Linked DNA regions of Homo sapiens: region 1 is linked to region 2. A link is an interaction called in ENCODE POLR2A ChIA-PET data of the cell type or tissue named here. Cell type or tissue: MCF 10A. All regions are shown on one strand.

What was found. Peaks named below come from ENCODE experiments on the same cell type or tissue, not always from the same donor. Only the 100,000 strongest peaks of a DNase experiment are listed, where the experiment ranks them.
Region 1: POLR2A ChIA-PET joins it to region 2 with 5 read pairs; 4 of 35 experiments call an interaction of 5 or more read pairs at or near these places.

What each region holds. Positions count from the first base shown.
Region 1 is chr18:31,881,978-31,889,977 of GRCh38, forward strand. All of the region lies in intron 12 of TRAPPC8 (trafficking protein particle complex subunit 8), which reads right to left. It also overlaps the pseudogene LOC100421591. Among named protein-coding and RNA genes, the nearest start is that of TRAPPC8, 57 kb to the right of the region's middle. In MCF 10A, no CTCF peak of the experiment used is centred here; no DNase peak of the experiment used is centred here.
Region 2 is chr18:31,674,578-31,682,577 of GRCh38, forward strand. All of the region lies in intron 1 of B4GALT6 (beta-1,4-galactosyltransferase 6), which reads right to left. Among named protein-coding and RNA genes, the nearest start is that of B4GALT6, 6.0 kb to the right of the region's middle. RefSeq lists an enhancer at 6,695-6,904. In MCF 10A, no CTCF peak of the experiment used is centred here; a DNase peak (open chromatin) is centred at 4,754.

The sequences.
Region 1 (8,000 bases), 210 kb after region 2:
AAACAGAACAGTTATACACTGTTGGTGGGAATGTAAGTTAGTTCAGCCAGTGTGGAAAGGAATTTGGAGGTTTCTCCAACAGATAAAAGAGAACTACCATTCAACCCAGTAATCCCATTACTAGGTATGTACCCAAAGAAAAGTAAATTGTTCTACCAAAAAGACACCTGTATTCTTATGTTCATCACAGCACTATTCACAGTAGTAAAAACATGGAATCAACCTATGGTGCTCATCAATGGTGGACTGTATAAAGAAAATGTGGTACATACACACCATGGAATATGACACGGCCATAAAAAAGAATGGTATCATATCCTTTGCAGCAACATGGATGGAGGTAGAGGCCATTATCATAAGTGAAATAAATCAGAAATGGAGAATCAAATAGGCATGCTCTCACTTATAAGTGGGAGCTAAACAATGGGCATGCACGGACATAAAGAGGAAATAATAGACACTGGGCACACCAAAAGGGGAGAAAGAGGAAGGGAAGGAAGTGAGGGTTGAAAAACAACCTACTGGATAATATATTCACTATTTGGGTGATGGGTTAGTTCTCTGAAGCCCAAATCACAGCATTACACAATATACTCATGCAGCAAACACAGACATGGACCTCCTGAATTTGTAATTATTTTTATTTTTATTTTTTTCGAGACAGAGTCTCGCTCTGTCGCTCAGGTTGGAGTGAAGTGGCACGATCTCGGCCTACTGCAACCTCTGCCTCCTGGGTTCAAGCGATTCTCCTGCCTCAGCCTCCCAAGTAGCTGGGATTACAGACGCATGCTATCACGCCTGGCTAATTTTTGTATTTTTAATAGAGATGGGATTCCACTATGTTGGCCAGGCTGGTCTCGAACTCCTGAACTCGTGGTCCACCCACCTCAGCCACCCAAAGTACTGGGATTACACGCATGAGCCACCATGCCTGGCCTCTGTAATTACTGTTTTAAAAGAGGTACAGCCAGGCGCAGTGGCTCACACCTGTAATCCCAGTACTTTGGGAGGCTGAGGTGGGTGGATCACGAGTTCAGGAGTTCGAGACCAGCCTGGCCAACATGGTGAAACCCCATCTCTATTAAAAATACAAAAATTAGCAAGGCGTGGTAGCGTGCGCCTGTAATCTCAGCTAACTGGGAGGCTGAGGCAGGAGAATCACTTGAACCCAGGAGGCAGAGGTTGCAGTGAGCCGAGATCGTGCCACTGCACTCCAGCCTGGGTGACAGAGAAAGACTTCATCTCAGAAAAAAAAAAAAAAAAAAAGAGAGAGGTACAGACCACCTCTCAGTGCCAGCAGCAGTATGTCTGACAGAAAAGATGACCAAAAAAGAAGGGATGGGAAATTGATGCTGACCAAACACACTATAAAAGTACACCCTGTAGAAAACCAAAAAAGCAGCAAAAACACCAAAGCAGTTATCCAATGTCAGCCACCACAAAAAGAAGATAGACAGTAGAGTGGGTAGCACCCACTGTAACAGCTAGAAGACTTCCCACATCTCTACATCAAAATAAATTTCCAAAGAAAAAGGTCCAAGTTCCAGTCAATCACAATTCATGGGGATAGCTTTCCTCCAGATCTGGCTCTGAACTCACCAGGTACTAACCATTTGGCCATCACTGCCCAACTAATGAAAGAAGTGAACACTGAAGAAGATGCTACATCAAAAGGATCAAATGTTTTCAAAAAAGAAAAGAGGACTGCAAAGTTGAAGGCTGATTTTTAATAACAGGTATCTCAAATAGAGACAAATTAACCAGACAGAAGAAACCCAAAAGTGGTAACAGTTCTAAAAATCTAAAAGTTTTTAGAGCTGCAGTTTAAAAACCAAGAGGAAGTCCTGAAACAAGCAAGCATCTGCTTTGTTCAAAGGCAAGAAGTATATGAACTCAGTAATAATAATGACTGTGAAAAACCAGTTGGGAGGTCGAGCGTGGTGACTTACACCTGTAATCCTAGCACTTTGGGAGGCTGAGGCAGGTGGATCGCCTGAGGTCAGGAGTTCAAGACCAGCCTGTCCAACATGGTGAAACCCCATCTCTATTAAAAATACAAAAATTAGCTGGGCTTGGTGGCAGACACCTGTAATCCCAGCTACTCGAGAGGCTGAGGCAGAAGAATCGCTTGAACCTGGGAGGCAGAGGTTGCAATGAGCCGAGATGGAGCCACTTCACTGTAGCCTGGGCAAAAGAGTGAAACTCTGCCAAAAAAACAAAAACAAAACCAGATGGGAGTTTCCAGAGCATTAGCATATGGAGACATGGATAGAGTTAGAGGCTTTGTTATTATCTTGTAACTAGAAGCTATTTTATGAAATTTAATTTTGATGTGGTCATCCCTCTTTATACCACTGCACTGGCCTGAATGGAAATACCAGCGTGTGCTAAAACTGCATGTGAGCATATAGTGAATGTGTGTGTATTTATGTGTGTGTATATATTTATGATGTATGCACATTTTTACACAACTGGTTTGTTCTGTAGTGATAGAGTTTGGTATTCTTTTCTTCTGGCTATTGCTGCACCCTATCACAAGCATAAGCAGCTATTTGAAATTACTTATCACTGCCACTCTCTGAACTCAGACAACCTCCATCCTAAAAAATGGGATTTGGTACCAAGAAAAGGCTTTTTTTTCACTAAACTTTTGTTTCAAAATATACTAGTTTCCACTGTCCTCCACACGTGCCTTACAGTATTGTCAGAATTGTCTTTGAGGGGGTTTTTTAAAGAAATATTTTCTTGGCTGGGTGTTGTAGCTCATGGCTGCAATCCCAGCACTTTGGGGGGCCAAGGTGGGATGATCTCTTGAAGCCAGGAGTTTGAGACCACGCTGGGCAACACAGTGAGACTCCATTTCTTAAAAAAATTAAGTTTTTTTTTTTTTTTTTGAGATGGAGCCTCACTGTGTAGCCCAGGCTGGAGTGCAGTGGCGCGATATCAGCTCACTGCAAGCTCCGCCTCCCAGGTTCACGCCATTCTCCTGCCTCAGCCTCCCGAGTAGCTGGGACTATAGGCACCCGCCACCACGCCCGGCTAATTTTTTTTTTGGATTTTTAGTAGAGACGGGGTTTCACCGTGTTAGCCAGGATGGTCTCGATCTCCTGACCTCGTGATCCGCCTGCGTCGGCCTCCCAAAGTGCTGGGATTATAGGCGTGAGCCACCGTACCCAGCCAAAATTAAGTTTTTTTAAAAAAGAAATACTTTATTGATTAAGCGATAAATAAAAATAGTCTGCCACTGGACGGCATGAAATGAGAACACAGGATGTCTTCTGTATATTCCTACAAACATACCGAATTTGAATCTCATCATGAAAATAGCAGAGACATGTAACTTGGGACAATCTACAAAAATAATTGGACTGTAACCTTCACGAGTGTTTAAGTCATGAAGTCAAACGATCCTTTGACTAAAAAAGGATAAAACATCCTATGCCCTTTGATAAAGGACATGCATGAGATGACTGTCAAAATCTGAATGGGGTCTGAGGATTACACAGTAGCTCTGTATCAATGCCAATTTTTTTTTACTTTGATGGTTATGCTATGGTTATGTAAGGGAAAGTTCTTGTTTCTAGAAAATAAGAAATATGGGCCGGGCACGGTGGCTCACTCCTGTAATCCCAGCACTTTGGGAAGCCGAGGTGGGCAGATCACCTGAGGTCAGGAGTTCGAGACCAACCTGACCAACATGGAGAAACCCTGTCTCTACTAAAAATACAAAAAAAAATTAGCCAGGCGTGGTGCATGCCCGTAATCCCAGCTACTCGGGAGGCTGAGGTGGAAGAATTGCTTGAACCTGGGAGGCGGAGGTTGCAGTGAGCCGAGATCGCGCCATTGCACTCCAGCCTGGGCAACAAGAGCAAAACTCCATCTCAAAAAAACGAAAAATAAGAAATATGTCCTAAGGTATTTGAGGATAATACGGCAAGAGATAAACCACTTAACACTCAAATGGCAAAAAGAAAAATTTCTGAACGGCGCTTGCAACTTTTCTATAAACTTGAGATTGTTTCCAAATTATTATTATTATTATTTTGAGATGGAGTTTTGCTCTTGTTGCCCAGGCTGGAGTGCAATGGTGCAATCTTGGGTCACTGCAACCTCCACCTCCCGGGTTCAAGCAATTCTCCTGCCTCAGTCTCCCGAGTAGCTGGGATTACAGGCATGCGCCACCATGCCTGGCTAATTTTTTTCGTATTTTTAGTAGAGATGGGGTTTCTCCATGTTGGTCAGACTGGTCTCGAACTCCTGACCTCAGGTGATCAGCCCACCTTGGCCTCTCAAAGTGCTGGGATTACAGGTGTGAGCCAATACGCCCAGCCTGTTTCCAAATTAATTTTTAAGTGATGTTTCTTGAGGAAAAAAAAAAAAAAAAAAAAAGGCAACCCTATCTTTAGCATTTAGTAAAGGAACACAGTATTAAAAACTGATAGATATAGAAAAAGAGTTGAATGTGTCTTGTGTGTTCAAGTGGATTTTCGAATGTGTTCAAGTGGATTTTTAAAGATTTTTTTGGAAAAGAAATTTAAATGAGGTAAAAAGGTTTGAGTCAGCTTTTTATAGTAAGAACACAAAGGTTGTCTAATCACATACACTCTTCCCCAGCGTTTTTTGTTTTTTTACTGACTACTTTCATGCCACTTCTTTTTAAAATGCACTTTACTTTCTGATATTCTTAATGAAAAATAATTGAACTATAAACAACTTCTGGGGGTGCCGAGCGCAATGGCTCATGCCTGTAATCTCAGTACTTTGGGAGGCTGAGGCGAGCGGATCACGAGGTCAGGAGTTTGAGACCAGCTTGGCCAACATGGTGAAACCACGTCTCTACTAAAAACACAAAAAGTAGCCAGGAGTGGTGGCACGTACCCGTAGTCCCAGCTACTCAGGAGGCCGAGGCAGGAGAATCACTTGAACCCGGGAGGTGGAGGTTGCAGTGAGCTGAGATTGCACCACTGCACTCCAGCCTGGGTGACACACACACACACACACTTCTGGGGCAAGATAAGCAATTCAGCATGAATTCTCAAATAGAGGACTAAGAGAAACGGCATTACTCTATAACTTCTTCTCTCATTCTCACTCATCCCTACCAATACAACCCTGTTTTAAATTCAAATGTCATGAAAAGTTGGTGCTTGTCATCAAAAAGCTTATCCACCACAATCAAGCTGGCGTCATCCCTAGGATGCAAGGCTGGTTCAACATATGCAAATCAATAAAGGTAATGTATCACATAAACAGAACTAAAGAGAAAAACCACATGATTATCTCAATAGATGCAGAAAACATTTTTGACAAAATTCAACATCTCTTCATGTTAAAAACTCTCAATAAACTGGGTATCAAAGGAACATACCTCAAAATAGTAAGAGCTGGCTGGGCGTGGTGACTCACGCCTGTAATCCCAGCACTTGGGAGGCCAAGGCGGACGGATCACCTGAGGTCAGGAGTTCAAGACCAGCCTGGCCAACGTGGTGAAACCCCATCTCTACTAAAAATACAAAAAATTACCCGGGTGTGATGGCAGGTGCCTGTAACCCCAGCTACTTGGAAGGCTGAGGCAGGACAATTGCTTGAACCCAGGAGGCAGAGGTTGCAGTGAGCCGAGATCACGCCATTGCACTCCAGCCTGGGCAACAGGAGCGAAACTCCATCTCAAAAAAAAAAAAAAAAAATAGTAAGAGCCATTTACGACAAACCCACAGCCAATATCATACTGCATGGACAAAAGGTGGAAGTATTCCCCCTGAAAACCAGCACAAGACAAGGATGCCCTCTCTCATCACTGCTATACCAGCACAAGACAAGGATGCCCTCTCTCACCACTGCTATTCAACATAGTATTGGACGTTCTGGCCAGGGCAATCAAGCAAGAGAAAGAAATAAAGGGTATTCAAATACGAAGAGAGGAAGTCAAATTGTCTTTGTCTGCAAATGACATGATCCTGTGTCTAGAAAACCCCACTGTCTCAGCCCAAAACCTTCTTAAGCTGATAAGCAACTTCAGCAAAATCTCAGGATACAAAATCAATGTGCAAAAATCACAAGCGTTCCTACACATCAACAACAGACAAGCAGAGAGCCAACCAAAAAGTAGGCAAAGAACATGAACAGACACTTCTCAAAAGAAGACATTTATGTAGCCAAAAAACATATGAAAAAAAAGAATGCTCAACATCACTGATCATTAGAGAAACGCAAATCAAAACCACAATGAGATACCATTTCATGGCAGTCAGAATGGTGATTATTAAAAAGTCAAAGCTGGGCATGGTGGCTCACGCCTGTAATCCCAGCACTCTGGGAGGCTGAGGAAGGTGGACCACCTGAGGTTGGGAATTCAAGACTAGCCTGACCAACATGGAGAAACCTCATCTCTACTAAAAATACAGTATTAGCCGAGCATGGTGATGCATGCCTGTAATCCCAGCTACTCGGGAGGCTGAGGCAGGAGAATTCTGTTTTATGGCACACATATGTTCACTGCAGCACTATTCACAATAGCAGAGACATGGAATCAACCCAAATGCCCATCAATGATAGAATGAATAAAGAAAATGTGGTACATACATACACACAATGGAATACTATGCAGCCATAAAAAGGAAAGAGATCATGTCCTTTGCAGGGACATGGAGGAAGCTGGAAGCCATTATCCTCAGCAAACTAACACAGGAAGAGAAAACTGAACACCGCATGTTCTCACTTGTAAGTGGGAGCTAAACAATGAGAACACATGGACACAGTCCAACACACACTGGGGCCTGTTGAGGGGTAGGGTGGGAGAGGGAAAGCATCAGGAAAAAGAGTTAATGAATGCTGGGCTTAATACCTAGGTGATGTGTTGATGGGTGCAGCAAACCACCATGGCACACGTTTACCTATGTAACAAACCTGCACATCCTGCACATGTACACTGGACCTTAAAAGTTTTTTTTAAATAATAAAAAATTGGTGCTTCTCAGAAACAACTAGGCCTCAAGTCAGAATTATATGTGTTCTATGCACCCTAACTTCCAAGGAAGAGACTGTTCTTGATGAACTTCAATTAGATATATATTGTATTGGCTTATCTAGTAGATCTTAATTTATAGTCATATTCTCAGATTTCCACAAACTGTACTGTTTTGTGAAAGAGCTGTCTTGGGTTCAGGGTGTACAGAGTGGTCATGAAATAGCAAACTCAGCTACCCTGAATCATTAACTTCACAGGGTTATATACTACAGTAAGAGGTGATTACGAAGCCAGATAGCAAATGTATCTCAACCTACCACAAAGGTAGCATTTTTAACTTGTTAGGTATTTCCTAGAAGCAATATGCTCTATAATCTGGGAAGGCAGATACAAGCAGCTGTTTCTAGTTCCAATGACATTACCATTCTCACAAATGAAACCATTCACAAAAGTGGACAAAGATGTAGAAAAATGACGACTTATTTTCAATAGGAGACAATAGACCATTCCTAATGGGACATATATTTTCTTTCAAGCAAAGGAAACCTCCTGCTTAATACATTTTGTCATTTTTTGAACAGAAACCTTTTAACCAGAGATACACAGTGGCGTAACATGTTTCAGATGCACTTGCATTTACTATTGAAGAAAAGCCATGAAAAGTAGTAATAGTTATTTCTTTAAGTTTTTCTCATGTTAGAGCCTGAGAAATTCTAATTCATGGAGTGTATCAATTATTATAAAGACGTTTAATTTTATATTAAGATTTGAAAGGTTTTTTAATGAACATTAAGCAAGTCCACATATTTTCTAACTTTCCACAGGTTCCAAAAATAAGAGGAAGGAACCCAATTTTGAAATGTTGGTTTTAAAAAATTACAATATTTTTACATGAAATTGAGAGTAATTTCTGAACATCTTTACTTCTTTGTACCTTTGAAATAATGTACATTGTGTAAAACACTGGGATGCTTTGGTTAGCACAGACTTAGAAAAATTAAGGATGTTCATAGTTACATTTCATACTTAGTAA
Region 2 (8,000 bases):
AATTTCTAAGAATTTATGATAATCTTCTAAGTATCTGTTTCTGATGCTGAAAATTTTTCTTCTTTCCACATCTAGCCTCTTGTTCAATAAATCCCCAAGAATTACTCATCCATGTGGGTAAAGGAAAATATGTTATCTTCAATAACAATGGTGTAAACCCCAAAGTTAGGCCAGATTATATATGAAATATTATTCATACTACACCTAGGACTAAGGAAGGTATTACTTGGATTAAAAACAAAAAATAACAAATGTCAAGGATGTGCCAGGCTGTTTAAAAAAAAAAAAATTCTTTTATGTCAAAGTACTATTTGACCATGGTGACAATAATTCAAAACCATGTATGAACTCAAGGAAATCTGCAGTGCAAATTATTACTAACATATAATATCCTTACCTCTACTTTTCAAGTTATAAGCTGACAGAGTCTGCAAGAATTCTGTGTTCAGAGCCCCACTTTATCAAACAACAAATACAATGATCACATACAGGAGATCTATTTCAGATCTTAGCTAACAACTCAAGCTTTGCAGATGCAAATACTAAAAACTGACAAGAAATTCTTTGTAAAAGGTGTCTTTACAATTTCCACTCTGCAGTTTAACAATTTTAAGTTATTTCTGGAGAATCTTTGTGTTTGAATACTGATCAAGGTTAAACATTTTTAAATGAAAACTGACTTTTCCAATGATCTTACTAAAAATGTTCAGGGTGGAAACATGTTTATCCACATGTTTATTGAGTGTCTGCCGTTTACCAAGCAATGCCAAAAGTTAAGGGGCCATCTGGCTTCCTCTGTAAAGAACCAAGATCCTGCAAAGGCACAAACTGTCTAAAACATCAGAAGGACTTTTCCAACAACCAGATCATTAGTTCAGCCTACTTTAACCCTAGTTGATAATTCAAAAAGTAGACTCTGAACCTAGTGATATGAAAACACTATCTAACAAAAGATAACTATCAGCCTTGTCATCTGCTAATGCACTGTGTAATTCACTTAAAATAATAACTATATAGCTTTTTTAAAGCATGACAGGAACCCTAAGAGAGTTATGAACCACACTGGGGAAAGTGGAATCAGGAGGAAATGAAGAAATCAAGGAAGGAAGAATGCAGGAAATTAAACAGATCTTAAAAATCTAATCAGGAAACTAACTTAATGACATTACAGACTAAAAGACCAAGCCATAAATAAGCAGGCCCAGGAAACATTATAAAATTGTTGAAAATTAGTGATGTCAGAGTATATAAGTGTACAGTATATAAGAAGTCTATCAAAATGAAGTAAAATGTGAACTATTTGAATATGTTTTATAATCACCTCCAATTTACTTGTGTTTTCACAATTAAAATACCTTTCAGAATTCCAACTTAGTATTCATGAAAGGAAAATGAGCCTAAAATGAGAATCAGAGAAGGGAACTGGGTAGGAAATGAATTTCAAAGACTTCCAAAGCATATTTTCAAATCAGTAAACAAGGCACCTTTTAATTCTCTACCTTTGGTCTCTTGATTCAAATGAAAATAATGTCCAATTTCTCTTCCTATGAGTCAAACTGAAAATTGCACTATAATTAGAAGTCATAATTTCTGAGCAATTAACTTAATTATCAGGAAGGCAATACACGTAACAAGATTTCAGTAAAATCATATTAACACTTGCCTCAAATATATAAAAACAGGCCATAGTATTCAATCAAGATATCATGTCATAGTAACAAACTTCATATAGCTACTTAAATATACCACTGTAAAGATATTATAAAAATGACTTTTCTAGCCAAATGCTAGGAAATGCTTTGAAATTACTTCCACTGAGTAACCTATAATGCTATCCAGTTTAATAAGTTTTATTGATCTTAAGTAAATTACAATGTCTCTAATAATTAAAAACACTAAATAACAAATTTAGGATGACCTAGGACCCAATCACCTAGTCACTGCAGACTCATAAAGGAACACATGATCCTGGTTGGTATGAATAATGTATCCGTCCATTTCTCTTCTGAAGGAAAAGATTCTTCACCATGACAGCCATCTCTATTGCCAGTAAAACATGATGTTATAAACAAGTTAATCAGGTTTTCAGTAAGTAAGATTAGTTCTATGAAATATCAAATGATGTAAGATAATCAATTTAGAAAAGTATGTAGCACTATTTTTTCCCCACCATTTGGGGTATTTTTCAGAAACATCGCTCCCAGTGTGCAGAAACATCTGGGTACGTGTTAAAAATTAATCAGAATCAGAATCTCCCATAAGACCTGGGAAATAAGCTTATTAAAGCATATCACCTTAAATAAACCTTAAGCACATTCATATTTGAAAACTATTTCTTGTAGTAATTCTCCACACATAACATTTGTAACAAGTAAAACAGTAGACCCTTCCTTCCAAATCAGTTTAACTTATATTAAATATATCTTCTTTTACATAGCTTTTGAATATACCACAATTCATTTGGACATAAGAGTATCTGTGTTTCATCCTTAATGAACACATAACACAACAATTTGGTGAAGCCAAAGACTTTCACTAATTCAAGTAATTAAACATAAAAACAAAGATGCAAGCAAAAAGCCATACTACACTTCTGGAGGAAAAAAAATAAAACATTAAGATTTGAAATTACTAAGTATATTTTCCTAAACATTTTGCTGTGCTTCACAGCCAAAAATATAATTACTGACATAAACATCCTTTAAGCTAACTCTCCTATTTCAACTGAGAAGGGGGTATTGCTGTATCTTAAACCAAACTCAGCTAAATTTTGCTAAAACCAAAAACAATTATGTCCACAGGCAGTCTAACCATGAAACATAGCAAATCAAACTGGCCTAATACAGGATGTAAATGCTGAAGAAAAACAGAATTGAGTGCCACCTGAAAGTTTCCAGTGGGCCCAAGATATGAGGTAAAAATATCTCATTATAACTGGAGTAAATGCTTAATTTTCCAAAGGCATGTTAAAGGCATTATGGGTATCCTCAGAAAACCTACTCTCAATCTTCACTTGAATCGATCTTCAACCTGAATCACTGTATTACTTGTATATTATTCTCTTTATTATCCTGACAAAAGGCAGAATTTGAATGAAAACATCTTTTAAATATTAAATCACCGTGTCCTTCAGGAATTAAAAAGAAAACACGAAACAGATTCAGAGGGACAAGGGGAAAGGAGAAAAGAGGAAGGGAAAGAGGTGGGGACAGCCAGCTTAGGCTGGCAAACCGCAGGCTCAGGCAGTGGTGACAAAAGCCAGCTTGGTCCAAGGCGGCCAAGAAAATGGACTAGAAAAAGAATGTTGCAAACATACAGGTCTGAGGAGCTCCCAATGGCGACCTAGGAAACCCAAGCTCTAGAAAAATCACTCCTCACACATGTCTCACCTCAGCCTCCCCTCCTACCTCCACATTTCTACTTAAGACAAACATGAAAGGCAGGCTTGAAAGGGAAAAGGAGTCACAAAAGACAGTGTGGGTGGCGGACAGGTAGAGGAGCAGGTCTGCCCTTTTGCAAGGTAAGCCAGGGTGCTGCGGAGTCTAAGCACACAGTATAAACACAGCACTGAGTAACAGTGTTTAAGGGAATCCAAGAGGTCTGTCCAGTATCCCAAACAAAGCACCCTCTCCAGGGTAATCACAGCTTTAAGAGGCGGTCATCTACCCTCACCTCACAATGTGTAAGGAAAGGAGCACTTATAAGGCCACTTATTTCACTGATTGCAGGTCAGTTAGAAGACTGGTCTTTTTTTTTCCTCTCTCTCTCTTTTCAATAAGCCTCAACTCTGCCTCATTGTAATTACCCTCACTGCTAACTTAGGCTATCCAAAAAATTTCATCGCTCGTCTATACAGTATTCCTTCAAACTGAAGAAAAGAGAGCTTGTATTTCCCCAAAATCTTCCATTGTCCAGGGCAAAAATAATTAGTTCCTTCAACTCGGGCACAGTAGAATGAGTCAGGAATCCTAAGGTGTACATTTCAGCTCTTCCAACAATGATGTGTGACACTTTCGGCAAGTGGCCATCTTCCAGAGCCTGTCCTTCCTTCTCTCATTTCACAGACAAGGCTAGCCCTACTGGCAAGGGGTCAGGGGTGTGGCAGGGAAGACATGGATCTCCAAATATGGACAACGCGGTGGGCTCTCTTTGGGATTTTGCTCTTGGGGCTGCTCTGCTCATAGCTCTGGCTCCAGAAACCAATGCTTCTATGCCCAAGTTTCCCCTGGCCTTGGGCCCTTGGACAGGGGGGCAAACGCAAGGGCTCTGAGGGTGAGAGGAAAAGCCACAGCTAGAACCATCAGAGATGAGGCCCAGAAGGACAAGTGCCCTGAGAAGCCCTGCAGGACAACCTGTGAGAAACAGGCTTTCCACAGGACGGGTTAGGAAATTAACTACTGTGTACCACACTGCCTCAAAAGGAAAATGCATTTTAGTCCCAACCAAATTACACGTAGTGTTTGGAATACCTATTACACACAGACACTACAAACCTAGGTGAGAAGTTTCTCTTCTGAAAGTAATCACAGACATGGCTATTTTTATCTTTAATAAACATTAAAGGCAGTAATGATAAGCACTGCTGCAGAAAAAAACACACCTCTGCCTCACTCTGCCACATTGTTTAACAGACTTCAAATGTATTTGTAAAAGGAAGGCTAAGGTGAAAAATAGCAGTTAGCATTGCCAGATTTCAATGAATCAAGTTTCCCTTCAATATTGCCTAATTTCCCACAAGGCCATGGGATTTGGATTAGTTTACACTGAAGAGATATAGCTGAGTCACATATGCTACTTAGGAATGGCAATCTGACTGTGGAAACAATCTCTAACTCATCTCTCATCTCTTGAGTGTGGAATGGACCCAATGACTCTTGTAACAAAGCTAGGGAGTGAGAAGGAGGGTAGCAAATCCCATCGGATACTTTCAAACTATACTTGGTCTTCCTCTGTATTCCAATTTAACCCGTGATTCCATGTTTCAGAGGAAGTCACACAGTGAGTCACTTCCAGTTGAAGGAGTGAGTTTTATTACTCAGATGTGTTGGAGGATAAATAAATACCATTCACCTACATGATGAAGACAATCAAATCTCTCTCCTGGGCAGCACGCCCTTACTTTCATCTGCCTACCTACTAATTCTTCCTGGATATCACACAGGGATCCCAACTCAATTTCTCTAAAAGCAAAATAGCCCCCCAAAGACGTGACTTTCTATACTCCCTATTAATAGCTACCTGAATGTCTAAGCTAGAATCCAAACCTCATGTTAAAGCTCTTCCTGTTTCTTCAAACCTACTATTCCCATCCATTCAACTCTGCCCTGATGAACTACCAACCTCGACAGTTCTAATCTTCTATTGGCCATTGCCCCCTATAACCCATCCTTCATGCTAGAAGGGTCACTCTAAGACAATGGACTGCATCGCTTTCAAGACTTCTGACATTTCCTGTTACTCACAGGACAAAAAAAGCATGGGACATGTGGCCAGTAAGGGAGGCCCAGAAAAAAGAGATGCCCAATACCATGGCCCTCCATGATATTCGGATACCAAATCCGAACTCCTGAAATGGGCCATGCAGATCAGAGCACTGGGTGAATAAAACTGAAAGACCTTTGAAACAAAGCAGACTATTAACAGCTCCAAAGAACACAGCCAGGCCCACTTGCCAGGGCCAGGAGGCTAAAGGGCTATGATAAGAAAGCTGCAGGGTTAACTAGCTACCTTCTGTGCTAGCCCAGGAAGAACCCCAGCCAAAATGCCAGAGGGACTCTGAGGAAAGGACCTAAGATACCTCTCCCACAACATACATGCTTGCACATAGACCCCACACTTTGACTACCCATCGCCATCAGCTCCACCATTTCCAGCAGGGCACACACCCCAGGGAGGCCCAAATAACAAAGCACTCAGCCAGATAATTCCTCCAAGGGCCCAGAGGAAGTCAGACCAAAGTGGCCCAACCAGATTTCACCTCTACCCAGAGAGCAAAACAGCCCGTCAGTGTGTCTAGGAAAGGTCAGGGCTTCTGGTGAGTCAAATGGACAGTGAAATCCCCACTCCCAGGGAAGTTATGTAATCTCCTCCCATTATATAGCCCCACTGATTACAGGCACTATCAATTTATTTTGTAATCACAGAAGCTTTGATAAAGCTGTATGAACAAAGACCAGTCTCTCTCTGCCAGGAATTTTAGAGACCTCAAGCATCTGAACACCATGGCTGGACACTGGAGCCCCAGAGACCTTTCAAAACCTGGCCCATGTGCCACTCCAAGCCCTAAGCAGTAGCTGGATGGAGCTACTCCCATTTTCTAGAAGCTTTGCTCATGCTGTTCCCTCTGACTAGGATCCCTTTGCTCAGTCCAGATAAATCTCATCCATTACATTTCAACCACTTTCTCCTCTGGAAATCCTTAACCAGCCCTCACTTCCCACCACATGCCTTCCAAGGATTTACTACAGCAGTTTTATGGGGCTCAGCCCATTGTACTATGACGGAAGAAAATGAGCCTTAGTCATCTATCTTCCATACCTCAATGTCCAGCCTCTCTTGGGTGCACAACTCCTATTGTTGAATGAACTTGTAAGTCAGCTCATCTTTGATATGACAGCAAGAAAATGACTACGTTATATTGGAAGTTATATTAATAAAGGTTTCCTATTAAATGCAATTCTGTTCTCAATCCAGCCAAGTCAAAACCTTGGAGAGAAACTGCACTCATCTTTGCAATCATGCACAAAGGTAGACACAGAATAAGAAATAATTTATGGCTCTGGCCTCTAGGGGTGGGCTACAGCAATCTGTCCATGGACTTCCTATGGTGTGGTGATGGGGCAGGTGTCTGCCATCCAGTTTCCCTGAGTACTAAGGTTTATAATGTAAAGACTATCCCTGTGTTTCCTGTATGCATTAGACACTTCAAGAAAAATGGTTCCTTGAAAATAATGAGCTTTGAGTTCTATGGAACTCACTGTAGTTGACCCAAATAGTCCAGAAATAGACTATTTCAGAGGAACATCTGAAAACACTGGAAACTAAACAGATTACGCTGCCTACAACTGTGTGATGTATCTGCTCAAGATGGCAAAGAAGAGGAACTAAAATGACAGAAGATCTACCTGGGAAGAAAGCCCATGACATACACAGGGCTCAGGACAGAAAACAAGTAGGGAAAGAGAATTAAAGTTTACCAAACAGGTTGATATGGTAGGATTAATAGGAATTTCTTAACAGAGGAGATTTGAAACGCTTTTTAGGGCACATAAAAAGTACTTACAACATACATTTTAGTCATAAACACATTTTGCCCCAAGATGTAATTCAGGCTAAAATATGAATTATTTTCTTGAAGTTATTATTTCAAGAAAAATCCACATACATCGAATAAAAACTAGTTATAAGAACCTAATTACTTCTGGATATGTCTCATAAATAAGAAATCTGAAGCACTTGTGCAATTGATTGATTGCTGCAGTATGGACTCAACAAGCCACATTTTTCATGGAACATCATTTTTACTTGAAAGAACAACTGAAAAACTATGGTTAAACTTGTGCATCTGACCTACATTTTCTCGAAAATGAGCAAAGTGAGCCTGACACTTCAAGAAAAACTGACAGTATTTGTTGCCAATGATAAAATTCAAACTTTCAAGCGAAAATCTGAATTTTGGAAAACTGCTTCCCAATACTTAAAGATACAAAAGATTAAAAAGGAGGCTTTTTTTGGCTAAATGGTACAGGGTTTTGGAAACAGATTCAGCTTGACAATTTCACAGCATTTTGTAAGTTTTTGGTTTGCACTCTTCTAACTGGTTTTAATAACTTATTATCATTTATAAGACCTACAAAAACAGAGTAGGTTAAGCCACATCAATCTAATTGCCTACAAGACACGTGCCAACATTTTTACATTATATCAGTGACCGTTCTATGGCAAACATTAAGCATTCAAATAAGGAAAATTTATTAGTGTTTCACACAAGTTGAATTAAG